Regions from separate parts of the Homo sapiens genome. Here region 1 is linked to region 2. Evidence: read pairs that join two places in POLR2A ChIA-PET (ENCODE). Cell type or tissue: A673. All regions are shown on one strand. Each heading gives the region's core, and the rest is flanking DNA. Links, peaks and the distances in the headings are about the cores only.

What was found. ChIA-PET counts read pairs that join two places held together with the same protein. Peaks named below come from ENCODE experiments on the same cell type or tissue, not always from the same donor. Only the 100,000 strongest peaks of a DNase experiment are listed, where the experiment ranks them.
Region 1: POLR2A ChIA-PET joins it to region 2 with 19 read pairs; 2 of 35 experiments call an interaction of 5 or more read pairs at or near these places.

The regions. Positions count from the first base shown.
Region 1 is chr1:184,145,856-184,157,007 of GRCh38, reverse strand. It overlaps LOC124904466 (a long non-coding RNA gene), which reads left to right and starts at 3,292. Exons shown (of 2, transcript XR_007066765.1): 1 at 3,292-3,967; 2 at 4,502-6,654. RefSeq lists an enhancer at 1-126. In A673, for the core only: no CTCF peak of the experiment used is centred there; DNase peaks (open chromatin) are centred at 4,277, 4,887 and 6,017; H3K4me3 peaks cover 1,877 bases; H3K27ac peaks cover 4,549 bases.
Region 2 is chr1:184,024,620-184,035,771 of GRCh38, reverse strand. All of the region lies in intron 1 of COLGALT2 (collagen beta(1-O)galactosyltransferase 2), which reads left to right. Among named protein-coding and RNA genes, the nearest start is that of COLGALT2, 7.5 kb to the left of the region's middle. RefSeq lists a silencer at 4,063-4,357 and an enhancer at 10,172-10,911. In A673, for the core only: no CTCF peak of the experiment used is centred there; DNase peaks (open chromatin) are centred at 3,821, 4,141 and 4,991; H3K27ac peaks cover 4,747 bases.

The DNA of each region.
Region 1 (11,152 bases), core at 2,312-7,311, 120 kb before region 2:
CTTTGGCAACCAGGGGCCAATTTTCCCCTGAGAGTTGTGTCCACCTTGTTTCCCCTGTTCTTTCCCATGGCTACAAATGCAAACAGTAAACTTGGTCCACAGACAGACATTAAAAGGGCATATTGTAGTTGTCTCCAATACCTGATGTATAATCTCCCCTGTCCTGCAATTGTCTTTCACGCAAGAAACAGAAAACAGTCATCAGAAAAGTTTTACTTCATTAAAGTGCCCTGCCTGGTCATGATTTGGGTTATAACTGAATTCCTCTGTTAACAGCCACAGCTTCTGTTGGGCAGCTCCTGTCCCAGGGTTGTAGCTAGCCCCAGGCACCAGGAGGAACATTCCTTTCTCCTGCCCCCTCAGATGAGGGCTGGCGATAGCCGCCCACTGACACTAGCCCCTGGGAACTTCATGATCCCTAGATGGTTGCCTTAGCCCTGCCCATACCTGAGTAAATAGCTCTTTTATAAAAATATTCTTAAACCAGAAACTCTGGCTGAAAATTGCTCTAAACTGAAACCACCTTTGGAAAAATTCTAACAGTGAGAAATTGATGACATTGAAAGGGACCTAACCAACTCCATCTTGCCTTTAACCTTCAAGCTGCCCTTGTTCATTCCTGGGCATAGGCAAAACTAACTTTGGGAGGCATTTAGTTTATAGTTTAGAACTATTAAAACTAAAAAGATGACAACAGCCCTTTCCCAAAACAAACCTCCTTCTTGCCTGGGGACAAGACAGCCTTTGTGGGACTAACAAATTAATCACAAGATTAGAAATTATGGTTTAGAAGCCATGCAGCCAGAGGCCACAAGATTCCTAACCTCCCCAGTTGCTCTCCTATAGATAATGTTGTATCCTATAGATAATATTGTAGAACCTAAGATTGGTGCTTGAGATATTTTTCAGACCCTGAATTCTGATGGATAAGCTGGCACCACCCAGACTGGTAAACTGGCAGATCTGGTCCTGTGGCCTCTACCCAGGAATTGACTCAGTGCAAGAAGACAGCTTCAACTCCCTATAATTTCATCCTCAACCCAACCAACCAGCATTCCCCATTCCCTAGCCCCTTGTTCACCAAAATATCTTTAAAAACCTCTAGCCTCTGAATTTTTGGGCTGGCTGATTTGAGTAATAATAAAACTGCAGTCTTCCATTTAGCAAGCTTGAAGTGTATTTAACTCTTTTTCTATTGCAATTCCCCTATCTTGATAAATTGGCTCTATCTGGGCACCATGAAAAATGAACCCAGTGGGTGGTTACAAATGCCTTATTAAAAGTATTGACTTCAGCAACAAGTATAAACTGGTATTAAAGCATTAGCACATTGTTGAGGGGGAACTGAACATTTGTGCATTGCCCAGATAACACCACACAGATTACCTTGTAGTCACAGGAGGGAAAACATAATGTTTCTTGGAAGAAGAAAATTGTTGTTTGCCTTAATTCACTGGTCACTACTAGAATCTCTAACAGTGGGCGAACCAGAAAATATATATATCATGACAAAATACAATAAGAAGTACATATCTCCTATGATATAATCTAGCTAACAAGGTTTAAATTGAATCCACCATGCTTTTGCCTTTTACTTTCTCTTTTGTTTTGTTGTTTAAGAGATGAGGTCTCACTATATTGACCAGGCTGGTCTCGATCTCCTGGGCTCAAGTGATCCTCCTGCCTCAGCTCCCTAAAGTGCTGGGATTACAGGCAAGAGCCACCACGCCTGGCCACATTTGACTTTCAGTTTATAAGAAATAAGAAGGTCAGAGAAACAAGCTAAATGAACCCACAAGAAAGCAGCTTGTCAAATCCAGAAAATGGGTTGTTCCTTAGGCTAAATGGCCAAATTCATTTAACAAGCCTAATGTCATGTTTATGCTTGGAAAAGGGCTTAAGAAATATCCATGCAATGTGTAGGCCTGAATTGGTTCCTGATTGGACAAACGAACTACAAAAGACGTTTCGGGAATGATTTAGATCATCAGATATAGACTGGATATTAGGTAAAATATAGTGACATATATTGACATGGAAAGTTTTATAAAAACAGTATGTAACAATTCATAAAACGGTATTTTTCTCAGTTTGTAAAAAAAAGATATGTCTGCATATATATGCATGCCTAAAAATTTTGGAAGGATGTACAATAGGATATTAACAGTGGTATGCTCTGGATGGTGGGAATAGTGTATTTTTATTTTCTTATTTTTGTTTATCTATACATGGGCTGCTTTGTAATTATAAGAGGTTTTTAATTTAGTAAGCAGAAAGGTTATCAGTTTAAGTGTGTAAGTTTAATCAAAGCCAAGGGAGTAAATGACGTTGCCCAGGGAAGAGCATGTGAAAAACAAGAAGGTGGCTGAGGAAACAGCTTTTAGCAACATCAAGATTTCAGAGAGAAGACTGGAAGGAGAGCTGGTCAGAGACTGAGGAGGAGCCATGAGGGAACAGAAGAAGCAGGAAAGCCAGAGGAGGAGAGTGTTCCCAGAAACAGGAATGATCAGGTCCCAAACGCTGCAGACAGGTAGGCAGGATGAGGGTTAATTAACACTAGGCCTCTGACCTCACAGTGGGAAATGCATGAAGACTTTTACCCAGGGAGGGGTGAGGAACTACAGGCTGCTCTTGTAAGAAGTTGGTAATGGAGGGAAGGAGAGACACAGGTTGTTGTGGAGGGGGCAGGTGTGCCCATCTTTTCACAAGGAGAGCCGTCGCCATTCAGGTTGTATTCTTTGTGAATGAAAACCCCTGGATCACTACCAGGATATGCTATGAGTGGTACCCCCTGGGAGGAAATGAAAAGGAGGACCCTGGGAAGCACGAGGAGGAACAAGTTATTTGGAAATGGAGAAGAGTTTAGCAATTTGCAGTAAGTCCCAGGGAATGGAGAGATTTGGAAATCTAGGAGGAGAAGGAAGGATCACTTGTGCCACAGGATCCAGGCTTGTGCAGAGGTGGGAATGAGGTGGAGAGCAGAGGAAGCAGGATGGGGTTTGGGGAGGACTGAGACAGGTGTCCTGTGAATCAGAGGGCAAGGGGCCAGCCCCAGAACATGCCAGTCACGCTTCCATGGAAGCTGCCAGACTACAGTGATGATTAGCAATTATAAGTACACTTTGAAAGCAACTTTTCCAAGTGGAATGTGCTGCTATGGGGATTACTGTAGAGCCATACGTGCAGCTCTGAGATCATGTGAACCTCATACGTTACTGGGGAAGGGGATTGCCAACATGATGGGATTTAAGGGACAGCCAATGACCCGTCACCCCCAAACTATCTCCCGGGGGCTTTTCACAATGAGAAGCAATGGGATAACATGAATAGATAATGGAAGGTGTTGAGTCAGTGGATGAGTTTGCAGTCCATCTCTATTGTTATGTACCTTTTTTTGTACTTCAACGAATGCAAATCATGTACTTTTTGAACTTCAGTTTGACTTGCTTCCATGAACATTTACCAAATACCCACTGGGCAAAAATGGCACTGCCCTCAGTTCAGCCCAGGATGTTTCATTTGATCAAGAATCTATTTAGAGAAGGGGCTGGAATATTCTGGAGCTGTGCCTGCAATGAGAAAGATACAACAGTTCTCTGTGTGCCGGGAACAGAGAACTGCCTCCCCGACCCCGCCAAAAAAAAAAAAAAGCCCAATAGAAGAATGAAGGTGCCATGTTGACTGTGACAGTCCTCTTCACGCCGTCACTGAACGAAAGAGCCCCGGTGTCTTCTGTCTTTCTGTCCCATGGAGTTCTGCCTTGGTGCTGCAATCTGTTGCCTGTTGTCAGGGTCAGCAGGTCTCAGATGTGCACACAACCCTCCAAACCGGGGCTTCGAGGAGACCGCAGCTGTCTTCTGGGAGAGGAAGGGGCTGCTCAGGGTCGAGCAGCTCCTAGCGCATTAATTAGAGCCTGTATCCCAACTGCTGCACTTGCTGTGCCTGGCGGCTCTGGGACAAGCTGTTGGTAGGTTTTTTTTCTCTGCTGCCCGTTTCTAGGCACTCATCTTCCCAATTTATCTTTCAAGCAATACCTTGCCGGAGAGGAGTGGTATCCTCCATTCCCCTCACAGCTTTAGGAACTCCGAGGCTTTGTACAAATGTGTACGAAGTGTAGAGATTCCAGCCGACATGAGAGTGGGAAGGAACGCCGCAGTGGGAGAGATTGCAGGGCGGTGCTGGGCTATTAATTAATCAGCTCAGTGGGGATGAGGAAGGAAACGGTAACTCAGAGAGGGGCTCCAGAACTATAGCAAACAGGAAGATTTTAATGAGAAAGTCCCGGAGAGGAAATGACTCAGTGGTTTGGAAAGAGTGGGCTATCCAAACAGAGGGAAGGGAGCCAGTCCAAAGGGGGGCCCCTGAGGAGGGGCAGGACTTTGTTTGGTTCCTAAAACAGAAACCAGCTTCATTCTTCACTCGGGTTTGAGTAGGGGAATCCTTGGGGTGGGAGCAGCTGTTGCTACAAGATTGAGAAACATATCTTGACTTTTTCGGGCAGGGAAACTGAGACCACATGGTGAAGAATCTGTTTGGCGAAAGGGCTGGAAGATTCCGGGGCTGTGCCTGCAATGAGGGATATACAACAGTTCTCCCTATGCCTGGAACAGAGAACCTCCTCTCAAAAAAAAAAAAAAAAAAAAGCCAGACCAAAGAAGAACTAAGGTGAAGAATTTCCTGTGATCATGTTATGCTATGTGCATGCACAGCAGAGATGGAACACATTTTATATTTTCCAATTCAAAAATCAGGGCATGGCATTTAACAAAACATATTCTTTCCAGTTTCTGAATTTGTGTACATGCAATACCTTAAAATGATATGAAATGAAATTATACTTCGTCACAAATTGAAGTAAATGAATTTATTACAATTATAACATTGCATGAAATTGGAAGTGTCTTGGGAAATCTGGAATGAATGAACACTGTGTTTTCAACTGAAGCGTATCTGAGAAGAGCTGAGGAACAAAACTTTACAAATCATGAGTTTATTAGTTTCTTCCTGAATCAGTGGTTGAGGGAGGAGGAAAAAGGAGAGAACAAATTCCCTTCTGAGAGGTGGGGTCAGTGAGAGAGATGCCCTTGCAATGTATTTGAGTGTAAAGGATGAGGAAGCTGGGACCTTGGGGAACTGACCCCCTGATTTTCAACTCTGTGTCTCAGGAGAACCTCAGTTTCCTGATCTGCAAAGTGCACACAGAATTGCTATGAGCTGATATCCACTGGGTACCAGTGTCTGTCCCTGATGGGTCTTGCATGAATCTTTTCTTCCTTGACCCCATTTCAGGTGATGTATGCAAAGATGCTCCCACTTTTGCAAGGTGCCCTGTCACTGAAAACACCTTGCAATTTCGCTGGCATCTGGGGATGGAATAGACATGGGCATTTGGGCCTCCTTCAGAAGGGCAATGAGGCCAAGCCCCGTCAAACAGGACAAGCCAAGCTGCTGCTGGTCAGTGCCCCTGTGCACCAGTAATGGGCTGGGCCTTTTGCTGGCTGGAGAGGAAGCTCTAAACAGTCTGGAAGTAGAGAAATGTTTCTGTTGAACTAGGCTAGAGTGAGAGCTTGATAATTTTGGAAGAGTGAACATCAAGAGCAGTAAAGAGGGAAAAAATGTAAACACAAATGACCCGCGGAGCTCCCGGTACATTTTGTCTGCCCCGAAGAGCAGCCTTGGCAGGAAGACTGTGAGAACCTCAATCATGATCACGAGGACCTTCCCAGCCTTGGCTGATCCAGCAGTGGGCTCCTTTAGGGACTTAGAAGGGCATTTTATAAGCTACTCACCGAGGACCTCCTGCTAGGGGTAGGGCAGAGATTCTTGTCATTTCCACCTAAGCCCAGCTTTCAATGCTGTCAATTCTGGGTACCCTGGCTTCTTCTACAGAGGTCTCTGTCTTTTAAATTTTGTCACTTACACTACTTGCTTCAATGACTTTGAACTTGGCGTGCCGTTCTGTGGCTTTGCTGCTGTCTGAATCACATGCTTTTGCCTGCATTACCAAGCAGGGCTTGGAGCCCAGTCTCAGGAGGAGGTGGCCAATGCTTCCCATTCCAGTTACCAAGGCTAGCTGGGGGCTTGTATCATCACTAGCACACTCTCTTCCTCAAGTTCTCTTTTCTCATTCTAAATTAACCTTCAAAAAAGTTTCCAAGCGGGGTCTTGGGAGGAGTTCAAGTCAATTCAAATTAATGAGTATTTGAGAACCTACTATGTGGCCAGGCATGCTGTGGGATACCAGGGTGAGTCAAACCTTAGTTTGTACTCCCCTAGGCTTTGCATGCCTAGAGAGGAAACAGTGCCAACAGGCTGGGAGTACAGGCAGACTGATGGAATGGAAACAGTTCATTGTTCTCATATTCATTCAAAAAATGTTTATTGAGCACCCACTATGTGCGATGCACCTTTCAGTACCTTGGGGCTATAGCAAAGGGCACAATTATGGGATCTAAGATCAGACAGAATTGAGTCAAAGCCCAGCCTTTGACATGAGCGTGTTCTTGGGCAAGTCCCCTGAACACGCTGATCTCCAGATTTCTCATTTTTAAAATGTAAACCATAACATATTAATATTAATAATACTATTTTGCAGTGTTCTTGTGAAATCAAGATGTAGGTATGATAGGCATGCAATAAATGTGGCTGGTTGTTCTAAAATAGATGAACAACTATGTATAATGGTTGAATATGCAAGTGGAGAGGTAAAGAGAAATAATTTTAATTTTTGACTGAATGCATGGGCATGACAGAAAGAGAAATAAAGCTGCATACTGTCAGCCTTTGCCTGTGCTGTTTCCACATGTGCAGATTCAGCCAATCTTGGAAAATTGGAAAATATTTGAAAACATTTAAATAGCAATACAACAATAGAAAAAGGTACAACTAAAAATAATGCAGTATAACAACTATTTGCATAGCATTTACATTCTATTAGGGATTATAAGTAATCTAGAGATTATTTGAAGTATACAAGAAGATATGTGTAGGTTATATGCAAATACTATGCCATTTTATGTAAGGGACTTGAGCATCTGTGGAATTTGGCATCTGTGGGGGTCCTGGAGCTGATCCACTTCAGATACTGAGGGAGAACTGTATAGACAGGTGGCATTCTAGACCAGGGTATGCCTAAAGCAGTGTTCCTCAAGGTTCCAGGAGTTTTCTAAAAGAATGATGTAATTTTTCATTTTAAAACTAGACTTTGATGATTATCTCATCTACATAGATGCATACACAGTTGACCCTTGAACCACATGGATTTGAACTGTGCAGATTTATTTATATATATATTTTCTTCTGCCTCGACCACCCCTCAGACAGCAAGACCAACCCCTCCTTTCCTTCTCTTCCTCAGCCTACTCAGTTAGAAGATGACAAGGATGAAGACCTTTATGATGATCCACTTCTACTCAATGAATAGTAAATATATTTTCTCTTCTTTATGATTTTCTTATAAACATCTTCTTTTCTCTAGCTTACTTTATTGTAAGAATACAGTATATAATATATACAACTTACAAAATATGTGTTTATTGGCTGTTTATGTTATCAGTAAGGCTTTTGGTCAACAGTAGTCTATTAGTCGTTAAGATCTGGGGGAATCAAAAGTTATAGGCAGATTTTCCACTGCATGTGGGTTGGTGCCCGTAACACCCAAGTTGTTCAAGGGTCAACTGTATATCCATACATATAAATATAACATATATGTACTTACAAGTTTACATATTCTAAGTTATCTGAATGTCCAATTTATAATCCAGGCACTGCATGATTTAAGCCTCTATGTATTTACATGTATAACACAATGTGTAATAAATTAATGCTAAGTAAAGCTATTTATTTTCAAAGCTAGTGAGGAATGAAAAAGGTGGACTTAACACAAAAATGCGTTTGCACAGCAGGGTCCATTTTATACAAAGGAAGGTTTAGAAGTCGTTTGAATAGAGAGAAATTGAGAGATCAGAGAAGATGTTTGCATCAGGTACACGGTAATATGAACGGGCTAATTTCAAAAGCGCATGGGCTTGGAGAGTCAGTACCACACTACATGTGGTAGAGATTTCATTTTACAAAAACAATATTAGGTCACCTTTCATGAATGTTATTAATTACAATTTTACCGGTTTTGTGACTTTTTGGTATTTAAAACATAAATATGTTAGTTGTATATAAACACTAAAGTAAAATGAGCTAATACCTGGTTTTATACTGTACAAATTTAAATAACCTGTTAATAAATAAAAATAATGTAAGTCTAATCTAGGGATCCACTAGACCTCTAACAGGCAAGATATGTTCTTGGTTTAGGACAAGGCTGCTGGATTCTTTCCCGTGTGTAGAAGGAGAAAGGCTTATTAGAAATGCTGCCATTTTCCAGAGGAGGGCCTACATGAGCCGATTCCTGGAAACATTCCAGAAGTGAGGCTATCACAGAAGATCTTGGAAGAGTGCAAAGCAGCCTGTACTATCGAGAACAGACTCTGTTTCCCCAGCTTTCTCCCAGTTGAACCTCCTGACTCACAGAAACCTGACCCCCTATTGCTTTTCTCTACTTTTTTCACCTACTTATTCCACAAGTTGCAGAGGTACCACGTGCCAGCTGTTGTGCTAAGCACAGGGATGCAGTAGAGAACAACATGGACATGGCTCCTGTCCCCAAGGAGCTTATAGTGGAGTGGACCATTGTATTCAACTTTAACTCTCAACTCTCACTTCCTGTTCTTTTCCACAACCTAAGTCTTTAGAATCATACACCGAACTCCCACCCAACTTTTGCAAATAAACAAACTTCCTTTGATTTATTCAGTGACATATCTAGAAGACAGCATGTCCCAGGTGTGTCAGGGATATTTTCTCCAGTCTTTTTCTTAGTGCTTGTCTGATTCTAGGCTAGGTAGCTACAAAGAGCAAGGTCTTTGGAATTAGGGAGCCGTGGCAAGTTACGTTGGTTCTTTGGAAGCAGAACCTGAGGCAGGGTTTTGAGGACACGAGATGTATTGATTTAGTCAAGAAAAACTTGTAATGGAGGAGGGGAAGCAGGAAATTGAAGGGGGAAGAGTGAAACAAGAATGTGTTCTCAAATGTGATCCCCAGAGGACTTTGGAGCATAAATGATGTCACAGACTTTCTGTGGAGTGTGTATGTATGTATGTGTGTATGTTGGAGGTAAGGGGTGATTGGGGGGATAACTTCCTAGCTAAGGCAGCTCCCAAGGGCTTTAAGGATAATTTCCAGAGAAGGGAGAATCTGTGAGCTGTCAGCTTACCACCCTGTAGGATGAGCACACCAGCCTGATAAAGGGGATCTGAGTGGGACACCAAATGAACCCACCACACTGAGGTTCAAGTGCAGGGTTTGCCTTCACAAGTTAGCATGACCCTTATATGAGATGACTGTGAAAATCACCTAGTGCCATAGTTGTCCACCCCTTTCCCTTCAGGCACTACAATTAGAAGTTCTTGACAGACAAGCCCAATTAGGAAATCTACCTGATTTATACTTGTGGCTTGGCAAGAAGGTGAAATCTGTCACTGAACTCCATTATGCTTTATCCTTATTTCCTGCACCCCACTCCCGAACCACATGGAGGAATCCATCCTCCACCTGGCCCTGTGCTCACCCATGCTTGGGTCATTACCCATAAAGAATTAGTTTCTTACCTGTCTAGAATTGATACCTCTCGGGCAGTGCTTCCCAAACTGTATTCCATTAAACTGTAGTTTAATGTAGTCAGGAAATAAGGGTTGCTGTAGACAGAATAATTCACCTGCCACCAAAGTCCACATGTAATCTCTGAAACCCATGACAATGTTCACTTACATGGTAAAAGCGACTTTGCCGAGGTGACTCAGGTTAGGAACCTTTGAGAAGGGGAGAGTATCCTGGATTATCCAGGTGGGCCCAATCTAAACACATAAGTCCTTAAAAGCTGAAAATCTTTCCTGGTTGTGGTCAGAGGGAGATAAGACAGAAGGAGGAGAGATTCAAAATATGAGAGGGATTTGACCCGCTATTGCTAGCTTTGCTGATGGAGGAAGGGGCTGTGAGCCAAGGAATGTGGGCAGCCTCCAGAAGCTGGAGAGGGCCCTCAGCTGACAGCCAGCAGGGAATGGAGCCCTCAGTCCTGTAATGGCAAGGAACTGAATTCTCCCAACAACCTGAACTACAAAGGAAGCCGATCCTTCTCTTTGAGCCTCAAGAAAGGAACACAGCCCTGTGAATACCTTGATTTTAGCCTAGTGAGACCCGTATCAAACTTCTGACCTCCAGAACTGTAAGATAAATTTGTGTAATTTAGCTGTTATGTTTGCAGTAATTTGTTGCAGCAGCAATAGAAAACTGATACGGGGCTCTGCTCAGATGTGTCTGGGAAACGACGCTATAGAACATATTGATCATCTTGTTATGGAACAGTCATAATAAAAACAAAACCAATAATAAAACATTAATTGAATCAAAGAGCAGATAACTTGTTCACTACAAAGAGAAAAGCTGACACTGCACTGATTCATAATTCTGTGTTCTGATAGCATCACATGTTGTGTGCAAATAGAGGGCTGCCGCAGACTCGCAGCATCCAACTCCGTTGTCATAGTTACTTTCTGAAGAGAAAGATGCCCTGACAAAGACCAGATTGACTGTGGTACATGGTGGGAAGGTACCCCAAGGTGGCCAGATGCCTCTACATGCGTGTCAGAGATGCCTTCTGAAATCTGTATTCAGTCAGCTCTGCCCCAAATGGAAACATAGTCATTTACATTTGGAAGAGGAGGAGTTGTTCTTCCATCCTAAGACCAGGAAAACAAATATCAACAGAAGCAATGTTTTGAAATGGATTTTGCCCCCAGTTAAGCATTAACTACTCTTGGTAACTTCTCGTCGTCATTTCCTATCCTTCTTCCACTCAGTCCTTCCTCACTTGCCACACTGGGCTTCTTGTTATTTTTTGAACATGCCAAGCTTATCCCTGAGACTGTTCCTGCTCTTCCCTCAGCCTGGAATGCCCTTCTTCCAGAGGTTTGCTTGTTTCGCTCCCTCACCTCATTCAGGTCTCTGCTTAAATGTTCCCATTTCAGCAAGGTCTTCCCTAAGCACTTTATCTAAAATAGAAACCCCTCTCCCTAATAGTGTCACTCCCCTTACCCAACTG
Region 2 (11,152 bases), core at 2,178-7,177:
CTTCGGTACCAAAAGAAATTCACACATATCAGTTACCTTAGTTGTTGTGTTTTTTTTAAGAGATATTTTAAAATATGGTTTTGATCTTTATGCATGATTTAGTTTTTTAAAACGTTACAGTATTTACCATAAGAAGTTGGTGAGTGGTGAAGCAGGTGTCAGGCACATGCTTTGCTACCTGATTTAGAGACATTACCTCTTTTTATCATACAGTAAACTTTTAAGAGGATGCTATGATGTTTATTTTGCAAAGAAAGAGACAGACTTGCATCAGTTCAGTAAGTCACTTAAAGTGACAGAATTAATAAATGGTGAAACTGGAATTTGAACCCAAGGCCACCCTAAAAAGGCAGGAAACATGATATAAACAAAATTTACATAAGCCTATAATCTACAAATTAGGAGACTTGAGTTGTTTATTACTAGTTTGATATGTGATTTGGGGCTGGTTGCTTGGGATCCATAGGCATCAGTTGCCTCATCAATAAAACGAGGGAGTTGGAATAAATGATTTCAAAAATTCTTTATGGCTCTTGAATTCCATAGATTTTGCAATATAATTAGGATCAACCAGCATCAATGTACATCCTAAGTTCCCTGTAAGTTCCAGATGGTATGGACACTGGTGTCTTACTTAGATGAGAGAATTCCAGTTCTGCATAGACCTTTGAAATCTGTTGTCTTTTATGTCCAGCATTGGCAGGTTAAGCAAGAAGTGCAAGGCCATGCTTGCGTCAGTCATTGAAGACTCTTCTTTGAAAAATTTTGGTTCTGTCTTTAAAACATTGTGTAATTCTTTAGGTAACAATAATACAAATCCCAGTTTCTAAATAGTTCTTTTCAGCTCACAAAGGAGCTGTAAAGAACCTTTGGAAATAACTTCCATGCACTGTTAACTCATTTGATTCTTACTGCCATTCTGTGAAGAAATAAAATTATCTCTATTTCCCAGAAGAAGAAATGTGTTTAAAGTGATTGACTTACTCAAAATTACATTTATTTATAAATTCCACACATAATAATAAGAGCTCGTGGTTCTTCTAAGAACTTCACATTCATTTTCTGGTTTAAGCTTCAAAATGACCCTATCAGATATGCACTGTTATTATACCACTTTACAGGTGAGAGAACTGAGGTACAGAGAGGCTGTACAAGCATATTCTTCTAATGCATTTTTTAAAATAAGAACCAGCCAGATCAGGGCTGAAAAAAAGTGTATTTAGATATGTGTGTTTTTTTACAGATAAATATGATTCATTTTACTGGGCAGTGTAAGGTGATCTGAATGGCTTTTAAAGGGTTTGGGGAAGAACCAAATGATTTATAAATCAGATTGGGGCAGTTGTATGGATATGGATGTCTTCTTGATGAGTGGACACTTAGTTTGAACTCAGTTTTGAAGGAAGAGTAAAAATCAACTAAAACCTGGGAAAGAAGGATGGCTCTAGAAAAAGGGATCAGCAAGGCAAAAAACAAGCAAAAAAAAAAAAAAAGATAATAGGGCATCAACCAGAGTTTTCTCTCAGGGAGTTCAAGTGGGTGGCAGGTCTAATGACTGCAAGTCTCCAAACAGATTGTATTGTACCATAGAATCTCTTTGGAAGTGCTGACTTCTGGTCTGGCCCTAGGGGAATATTTGGCTGGGAAGCTTATGAGATATAACACTCTGATGGGAGGTGGTACCTCAGTTTAGGATGTTACAGATTTGAGGTGCTTCTACCGATTGCTTGCCTCTAGTTTCTCATTCCCAAGCTCTATGCAACATTCCAAGATGCCAAACTGATTAGTATCCATTCTGCAAAGCCAGCACATGCTGATGTCAAAAATGGCTGTGAGCTACCCAGAACTTTGTAAAATAGAACCGCAGTGAATACAGAGCCACACAGAATTCAGCTTCCTCTGAATCTGACCACAATAACTCACTCTGTGCAGACTCACTCTTCTCATTCATCCACTCACAGGCTAGAGGAGCATCTGATTTCTGTCCCAGATGGGTCAGTGAGAGACCTGGCTTATTGATCACATTCAGACTCCCCTGTTATGTGATAATTTTTCTCACTTTAAGTTCTGGACCAGATCTGCACTGCACATACAGATGAAATGAGTATCATCAAATTGACCTGGAAGATACTGTTGTTGAAGAATGTCTGCAGTTATCTCAGTCAGCATCAAGTTTATTCAGATTAGTCTGAACAAAGGAAAATTTATATTTTAGAGATACTTTGTATAAGCAAAAAGGAAAGCTTTTTACATTTACCTGTCTGATCTCAAAATCCACCAAGCTAATTGTTTTCCTTCAAATATCACAATCCTGTGATAAGGACCTAAGGAAGATATCTATTTCATGTGTCCTAAAACCTGCACTAAGTTTTAGGGAATTGGGAATATGCTGAGATGAAGGGAACTGTGAGGCATTGTGACAAGTGGTAGTGTACTTCAGTGGGTTCTCCTTAATTCAGTGGAACCATGAGCAAGTAGCCTTAGCAACAGAGGGAAGGCTGACCTCATCCTCCTTAAACCTATGATTAGGGAGAGTGGGGCCAAGTACCATGACAGTGAAAACCGAAGCATGGCGCAGGGAAAAACATTTGCCCCAAATGAAACATTAAGTTTTTCTTTTGGAGAGCCTGCTGTTGCTTGTGGGAAGACAGTTGGGATTCACAGAGTCTGTGCAGGCACAAGGCAGTAACTGCTATGTAATTACAGAAAGATTTGGGCATTTTGTTTGGCAGAGTTTTGAAAAGTAACATACTAAATTGGGAACCGCTTTATGGATTTTTAAATAAAGAGAGGAGCTTCTGTTGACATAAACATAAACAGTGATGAGCTGGGGGATGGTCCTAACATTTTGCATACTACTTTATTTCTGCATTGTTTGGGGATTATCTTGAATTTATCTCCACATTTTAATGTCCAATCAGTAGCATTTTCATAATTGTTTAACTAGAAATACTAATATACTTTGTGTTTATAAACTGTTCCAAACTAGTATCAGTGACATTTTTCAGCACCAGTGGTAAGAATGATGTCATATTTTATCATTACACTCTTGATATTAAATGTTGTATGTTATCCCTACAGATAGAAGTTTCGGTTTATGGCTGAAAAAGCAGATGATGCCTTAGGCCCCTTCTGTCTGTTAGTCTGTTTTCCTCACCTTTTTCCTCCTTTCCTCATTTTCCCAATCTGGTAGTTTAGCGTGGAGGGCATCAACCAGAGTTGGAGGAAGAAATATACAAGCTTAGGGTCAGATAGACTAGAGCATAAATCTTCTGTGTGATTGTGGGCACATCAGTAAACCTCTAAGACATAGCTGCCTTATCTTCAAATAACTAATAGTAACACCTGTCTCAAAGAGTTATTGTTACAAGTAAATGATATAAGGTATGCACAGTGTCTTTTACATAAATGCTACTAACAATGATAGTTGCTATTTCTTTTGAATCTTTTCCTTTTTCTCCTATCTCCTTTACCTTTACCTTTCAAAATCAAGATTTTAAAAAATCTTCAAATGGAAATTTGTTTAGTTTCTTCTTTCCAACAACAACAAAAAATATTAGTATAGGAAACTAACATTTATCTGGATGCAGTGGCTCATGCCTGTAATCCTAGCACTTTGGGGGGCCGAGGTGGGCAGATTTCTTAAGCCAAGGAGTTCAAGACCAGCCTGGGCAACATGGTGAAACTCCATCTCTACAAGAAATGTAAAAATCATCCAGGCACGATGGCATGCACCTATAGTCCCAGCTACTTGGGAGACTGTGGGTGGATTGCTTGAACCTAGGAGGTGGAGGTTGCAGCAAGCCGAGATTGAGCCACTGTGCTTCTTCCTGGGCAACACAGCGAGACCCTGTCTCAAAAGAAAAGAAAAAGGAAAAGGTAAGGGAAGGGAAAAATAAAGAACTAAGGAAGGAAGGAAGGAAGGAAGGAAGGAAGGAAGGAAGGAAGGAAGGATACATTCATGGAGGCACTGTTCTAGACACTTTGGTATCAAAACTGATTTACTCCAGACAACAACCCTAGGTGGGAGATGCCATTACATTCTACTCTATCACTTTACACAGAAGGAAACCGAGGCACAGAGAATATAAATAACTTGCCTGAGGTCACTAGGCTAATGCATGGTGGAGCCAGGATGTGACCCAGGCAGCTAATGTTGCAGACCGAGTACAGATGGTCTGCTTAAGATTGTGAAAAGACCAATTAGTTCTAGTTTTTGCTTCTGTCGGTTGACCCAACTTGGGAAGATAAGAACGCTAGTGTTTCTTTCAAATAAGAATTGTCATTTCCACTTGAATGATGCAAGGGTCTTAGTGGTTCTCTTCCGCTGTCTTGATAATTTCATCACTTAGTTCAGGCACTTTTTAGTGAACTCTAATCTGTTTTGGTATATTTCATAGGGACAGATTATGACTAAAATGTGGGTTGTACATAAATATGCAGGTCACTTGCTGTGATCATAGCTACATAACAGTAGAAAGAAATTTCTCAAGTATTATTAGTGGCAAATGATTAAGGTGGCACTAATCATACACGTATTGGCTACATTTTCAGTTCATATTGGTAAAATAGAGATTCCATTTTTCAGGCTTTTTAATCAGTAGTCTTAGATTTGGTTGTCCCCTAAATTCAGCTTCATTCCAAATGATTGAAGAAATTATCAATCCTCCCTGCAACCTCCAATTTCAAAATATGATTGGAGCTCAGAATATTTCCTCTGGGTAAAAACTGAAGTGACTAATAAATGACACCAATCCTGTTGTTCCAGTTATGACAGCTTAACTACAGAATTAGTAAGAATGCCTAAGTTGCCCTGGTTTTATTATATTGAGTTCCATGATGAGGCATCTAAAGCACAGGGCAGTTAAGAGATTCCCATGGTGATTATGGAATGAGATAACTGATTTCTAGATTTTTAATCCTGTGTAGCTGTTTTAATGCTGATTATTTTATAATGAATATCCTTCTTGGTTTAAAGGAGCATGGGGAGTATTTTAAGCAGAGTTTGGTTTTCTCAGATCTGTTTTTAGCTCCTTTATCCAAGTGATTAGGCCAGGGAGTTTCTTTGTGACTCCAAATACATAAGCATGTGCTTCTTAGGTTCCTTTTGCTTGTCTGTTTCTGGTGGTCATAGGAATGAACAATGAATGCCTTGTAACTGAGAAGGCTGCTGGTTGTCTCTTGGTTCTTTTTCCAACACTTAAACGTGCACTTGGGTCATATTGCTGTGTGGCACCGTCTCCAAGTCTATGGCACAGTATAGTAGGACCATTATAAGGCTTATATAGGACTATAGTAGGACAATAATAAGGCTTGTTTCTGCATATTTCTTGACATAGCATAACAACATACAGTAAAGTCTGAAAGAAAATCATTAGCCTATGGTATGGCCACTACACCTATTCCCCAGTTACCATATCATGAAGAACTTTTACCATATGTGTTTAAATTATAGCTATTATTCATCAGGAATTACAAAACGTATGTATTCTATGTTTTGACATTTTTATTTCAAAAGAGTGACTTGTTCATTTAATTGCATTTAATTGATATGTTGTTAGCATATCAAAAATTGTTAGTTTTTAAAAATTTGAATCCCTTAGGGTCTTTATGGATTTTTAATAGTACTTCAGTTATTTTAAGAATTTGCTCTTCTGACTTTTTTAAATGGGAAAGTAATAAAAAAAGTATGATTGGGAATATCACAAAAAGTAAATCTCCCATCTACTCTATACCACCTGCCAGTGACCAATATTAACACTTTCTTTCATATTTTTCTAGAAACTTTCTATACATATACATATATCCTTTTCATTTTAACCCAAATATGAGTGTTTTACATATCCAGTTCTGGATAAGTGTGATATTTTAAAATCCATCTCTCTATCCCATGTTCTTTAAACACTGCCAGCCTATCTACAGCCATGCCCTGGGTGGCACAATAAAAGCCAGCTTCATATAACACCTGTTCCAGGCAGGTACTCTGAAGGCCTCTCTGATAACACCCGTCCTGCTCTCTTGTCCTTGTCTCTCTGGCCTCTAGAAGGTCTGGCCCTAATAAAAAAAACTTTTTGATGAGGTGTAATATTTATCCAAAAGTTCATATATCATAAATGTATAACTTGGTAACTTTTCACAGACAAAACATGCCATGTAACCAGCACCTGACCTTGCCAGGCCTGGATTCATACACAGCAACTATTGTTGGAGCTGAGTAGCTGCTGTCCCCTGGATTTTGTCCAGGCAGCCCAGTCCCCATCAGACCCACACTGTGTGCACTTGCAGTTAGTCCCCGCTGTCTTTCTTTGACTTGACTTGCCTGACCCATGTTGACATTTGGGTGGTGAGCTTTGCTCCCACCTCAGGCTGCTGAAGGAACCCTAGGACCCAAGCAGTAACTACTTTGGGGAACCAGCAGGCTTGGCAAGCTGCCAGCGAGTGACCTAGTGGTAAAAGGATCAGGATTGTATTACTTTTCCCTTAGCTCTCTACTCCTCTGGTAGGAAAGCTGTGCATTAATGTTCATAAAAATAAAAATCTCATTATAGGTAATAATTGAAAAGTCAGGTAGAATATAAATAGAGTGGCTGTAATTAATTTGCTGGAACTTTCTGTAGTTCAGATCCGTGAAAATGCAGCATTTGTGGTAGGTGGCATTAGCCAAGTCTCTTGCATGAATTAAACCTCAGATTTGGCTGCAGGGCGTTTCTTTTCCTCTCTAGGAGCACCATACAGAAATCCTTTCAGAGTTAGACTTTGAATAATAGCTCCATGACATCTTGCTAGGGCTGACTTTGTAACGTGTTTCACTTAATTGAAGCAACAATTATTATTTTAGTTGTTTGTCAAATTCAGCAAGCTAAGGCCTGTCCCCTGACTTGTTGGTTTAACTGATAAGATTTTGTTCCTCTGCAAACATAATGCAAAATAATCTCCTTCCCTCCAGTGTTTTCTGATTAATGTTTGAAGACATCTTAGAAGATATGTCTTTCAGAAACACAAATAATAACATAAATAATGATCTTAGAATAGTGATCTTGGGCTGTATACCCCCAAGAGTATGGTAGAAGATGAGTCTGGGACAAGCTGCTGAGCTGAAGCATTTTCATGAGTACCTGATTTCATTCACACATTGGCTTTATTGGAATAGTTCATTACCTTCCAGGTTGAATCACTTCAAGACCTATTGAGGGATACATCAGGCTGCAGAGAGGAGGTTCCTTACATAGAGCTTTCCCCATTTGGACTGCCAAGCCCAAAGTGCATACAATTGCTGCCAAGAGGGAAGTAGGACTGTTTCTTTCCAGTCCCTTTTCTTTCTGAGAGTGATTGTATATGTTTTGGAGATGGGGAGGGCAGTGGTGAAGGCAAGTATCTCATTCTCACAAGAGAGAGACATAACTCTAAGACAGGAGAGTCTGTGGAGGTACATTGATTGGTGTTCTCCCTGAAAGCCATATTAAGTGAGAAACTGCTGCATTTTAGAGTCTTGGGAAAGGTAGAATTTTCTAGAGACTAACAGTAGAACTTAAATTCTTGGGATAGTTGTGAAAAGTGTGGTTGTAGACATTTGGGGCCATAGCATTCCCGACACGGAGTCCCTTGCTGGACTAATAGACTGTTTTTTAGTTTCTTGGTTGCCAGCCAGCCCCATAATCCTGTCTCAGCACCACACACCACAATGATTATGGTTTACACCCGCCAAGATAGTGGAAAGTTGCTGCCAAGTGGAATCAGGATTTTTCATGTCATCACTGCACCATTGAACAGTAAGCTTATATGCAGCTTCCACGCCACTGCTTTCCTTGTGCTAGAAACAGGTTGGGCGGGAGAGTATTCAGACAGTCAGACCATCTCTTGTGTTGCAAATGGATTTTGTGGAATTGGCATGTAAGGCTTGAAACAGCCAGCATACGAAAATATTTTAGAAAAGTACAAGCCTCTTCTCTGCCTTTCCTCAATCTTGTTAGATTTTAATAAAATTTATTGGGTACGTTGGTTTCCATTGTAAGCTTTTTATTTAGCAAGACAAACTATGGATTTCTAAAACAATGGATTTTTAAAATGTTACATCCTTTTATTTATTCCACCATCACTGATTGTCTATGTGGATAAATCCAGGTAATCATGTTGAAATTAGTAATTGAGGTGGCCTAAAAGTGACTTGTCCCCATTGGTCTAGTTCATTGTCCATGAGTGGACATGGTCCTTACCATTGTTCTGCCAACCCTTTAGTGTAAGGCTGCTGGATTCAACTAGTGTTTCCCAAATACAGGTTCAGAGGCCAGTTGCATCACAATACCTGGAGCATTTGTTAGATACATGGATTTCTGGGGCCCATTTCAGTCACATTCATCAGATGGTCCACAGCGGGGTCCTAGGAATTGGTGTGTTAAGCATGTACATAAGTGATTTGGATGCACTTCTTCTTGGTTTGGGAACTGCAGAAGATGAGCTCCTAGAAGGCTATGTATGCACTTAAAGTACAGATCATGGGATTTTCAGAGTTTGGAAAGTTGGCATACTCTGGAATATTCTAAACTTCAGATTCCAGATGCTTAAGCCATCAAAAAGACCAAGGGGTTTTCTTATTAAGAGAAGTAGTAATGTACAGGATTACATAGGAGAAACCCAGCCAGGCATGCATCATTTGTGTTTTTTTGTTATTATTATTAAGTCAAGCACATATGTTCCATCTCCATCTAATAGTGACTATTTTTTTAAAAAGATTTTTTAAAAGACAATGCCCCAAATGTTTTACCCACTGTATGAAGCTCCTTGCACTGGGGCTCAGTATAAAACGACACTCCCTCACATTCTTTCTTCAGTGTATCTTACACAATGAGTTCATTAAGCCTTTAGTATTGCAGAAGAAAAAATACCTACTAATGAACATCTTAGAGTACAGGGAAATCAAACCAGTGCATTTCTTTAAACTAAGTAGAATTCATTTGAGCCACTTCAGTCCTTATATACCCTAATCTTGGTTTCTTTGTTTCTTGTATTTAATTTTCTTAGATTTTTCCCGTTGGCATACCATTAAAAATTCCTCCCCTCATTTGTGACAAATGTAAACAGTCTACTAAATTAGCCTGTTTTTAGTAGCTGGCAGTTCAGCCTTAATTACATGATATTACAAAGTCCCTAACCCTGGTGTCTTCACTAGCTATGAACTCAAAATATGGCTTTTTAGAAATTCACACAGTTCTGTTCTGCTATACAGAGGATTGTTCTGAGTTTGTTGCTGCTGCACAACAAATATTTTTTAAGAAGTTGATATAGCAGCATTATTATAACTGCATGTACAGCAGCCTCCTGTGGGGAAGATTGCAACTCAGTTGTTAAGTCTTATATGGTTCCATACCCTATTTTCTTGTGCTCTTTTGGTGACAGGGCAAAAATTCTACAATAAAGTTCTTAAGTTTATGCATCCACTTTATTTTTGTATCTTTTATCCTTCTCAAAAATGTGAACTGCATACCACAGCTTAGCACATCCCACCAAGAAAATAACAATCACCTGGAGATGAAGTGAGGCTGGTGGCAGTGGGGTCTCCAGGACAGTTTCCTCTAGCCAAAAGCAGCGTCTTTCATTTTTCCCTAGTGTGCAAATACGCTATCTGTGTTGTCCTGTGAAAGGTCTTGGAAGCATTGCTCATGCTAGGCTGCTTTGAGCAAGTCACTTAGTTTCTCCTGTAACATAAGGGAAATGTGCTAAAATTGTGCTTTTCAAATGCAGCCACTTATTGGAATCATTTGATGATCCAGGGCAATTGACGTATTTTGAAAACTTCCCAAAGGGTGGTAATATGCAGTCTTGCTTAAAAATCTCTAGATGAGATGTTCTCTGAGTCCTTTCCTGACCTAACACTTTCCTCTTCATGGGGATAACCATATCTGAAGAATGTTCACATAACTGCATAATCGATGCTTCCTGGACCCTCAGCCCAACTTTAGATCTCTGGGGGATGGCTTTAAAAAATCCTTTTCTAGGAAGCTCGTGGTATTTTATCCTGTTTTATACTGTGCGAAAGGTGTTTGCTAAGAGTGTTGTCTCCTTGGGAAGGCACGTGCTTGATGATGACTGAACTCCCAAGGAAAGTGGCAACATGAGAGCTAGCCTTGCAATGGCATATATTAGACCTTCTTATGAAGGAGCTGTGTGCACCAGGTAGAGAAGCAGCAGCTGCCCAGGAGGTCCTTCCTTTGGCACACAGATGGTTGCCTCTTGACTAAGGGAGCTGCATATATCAAGACTTCTGAGCACATCTAGCCAGGCTCTGGCCAGCTCAGGATTCCTTCCTACAGTATGTGTTTTGGTGTGTTGCCCAGCTTTGCTTTTAGGTTTCCTATTTCATACTGGTCTAGGGCCTCTAATCCTCTCTGGGTATTGAATTTCTGATGTTACTTCTGATGGCTTTGGAGATTAGCTTCTTTTGTTTCCAGATTTGCATAAACAGTGCTGCCTTTGTCCCCTGGTCTTGACCCAGCTTCAAAGCTTTGACGGGCATCAAAGACACACTGGATCCTCATTTCTTAGGCATCAGATGGCAGCAATGCCAGCAGGTGACTGAAGGTTATAGCCCCACTTTTGGGCCAGTTTTCTGTCTCTCAGTCAGAAAAGATTAGGTTACATTCTGCCAAGTCCTCTGACAATGGTTCTGAATCTTAACAGCTTTCATAACGCCTGTGCGAATACCATTGAACTAAAGGGGAACTGCTGGTGTTTGTCTAAAGTGGAAAGGGCAGTAACTCCCTAATATTTGCTGAACTCTCCTTGCCCTATGAGAGGCAGATTATTAAGTGTCCCTCTGGAAAGCATGGAACCTCCAAGCCCATTGGCCAGACTTTGCTACTGATAATCTTCTTGTGAGGCCCAAGACCTCATTTTCCCATGCATCTTATCAAAATAACAGCAGTAGTAGAACTATCAGTTGTCTATGCATGGATTGTCAGTATGTTGGATATGTAGAAGCCAGTTTTGATAACAGGTCAGCTTGGTCCAATCATCCAACAAACCCTTGAGCTGTATCTCTGTCTCTGTGTTGCCTGATACTTGTATGTTTAGAGAACGGAGCCTAATTTTTATCTCTGCTCAGAAAAAAAAAAAAAAAAAAGCTGAGGCTGGGTGTGGTGGCTCACGCCTGTAAACC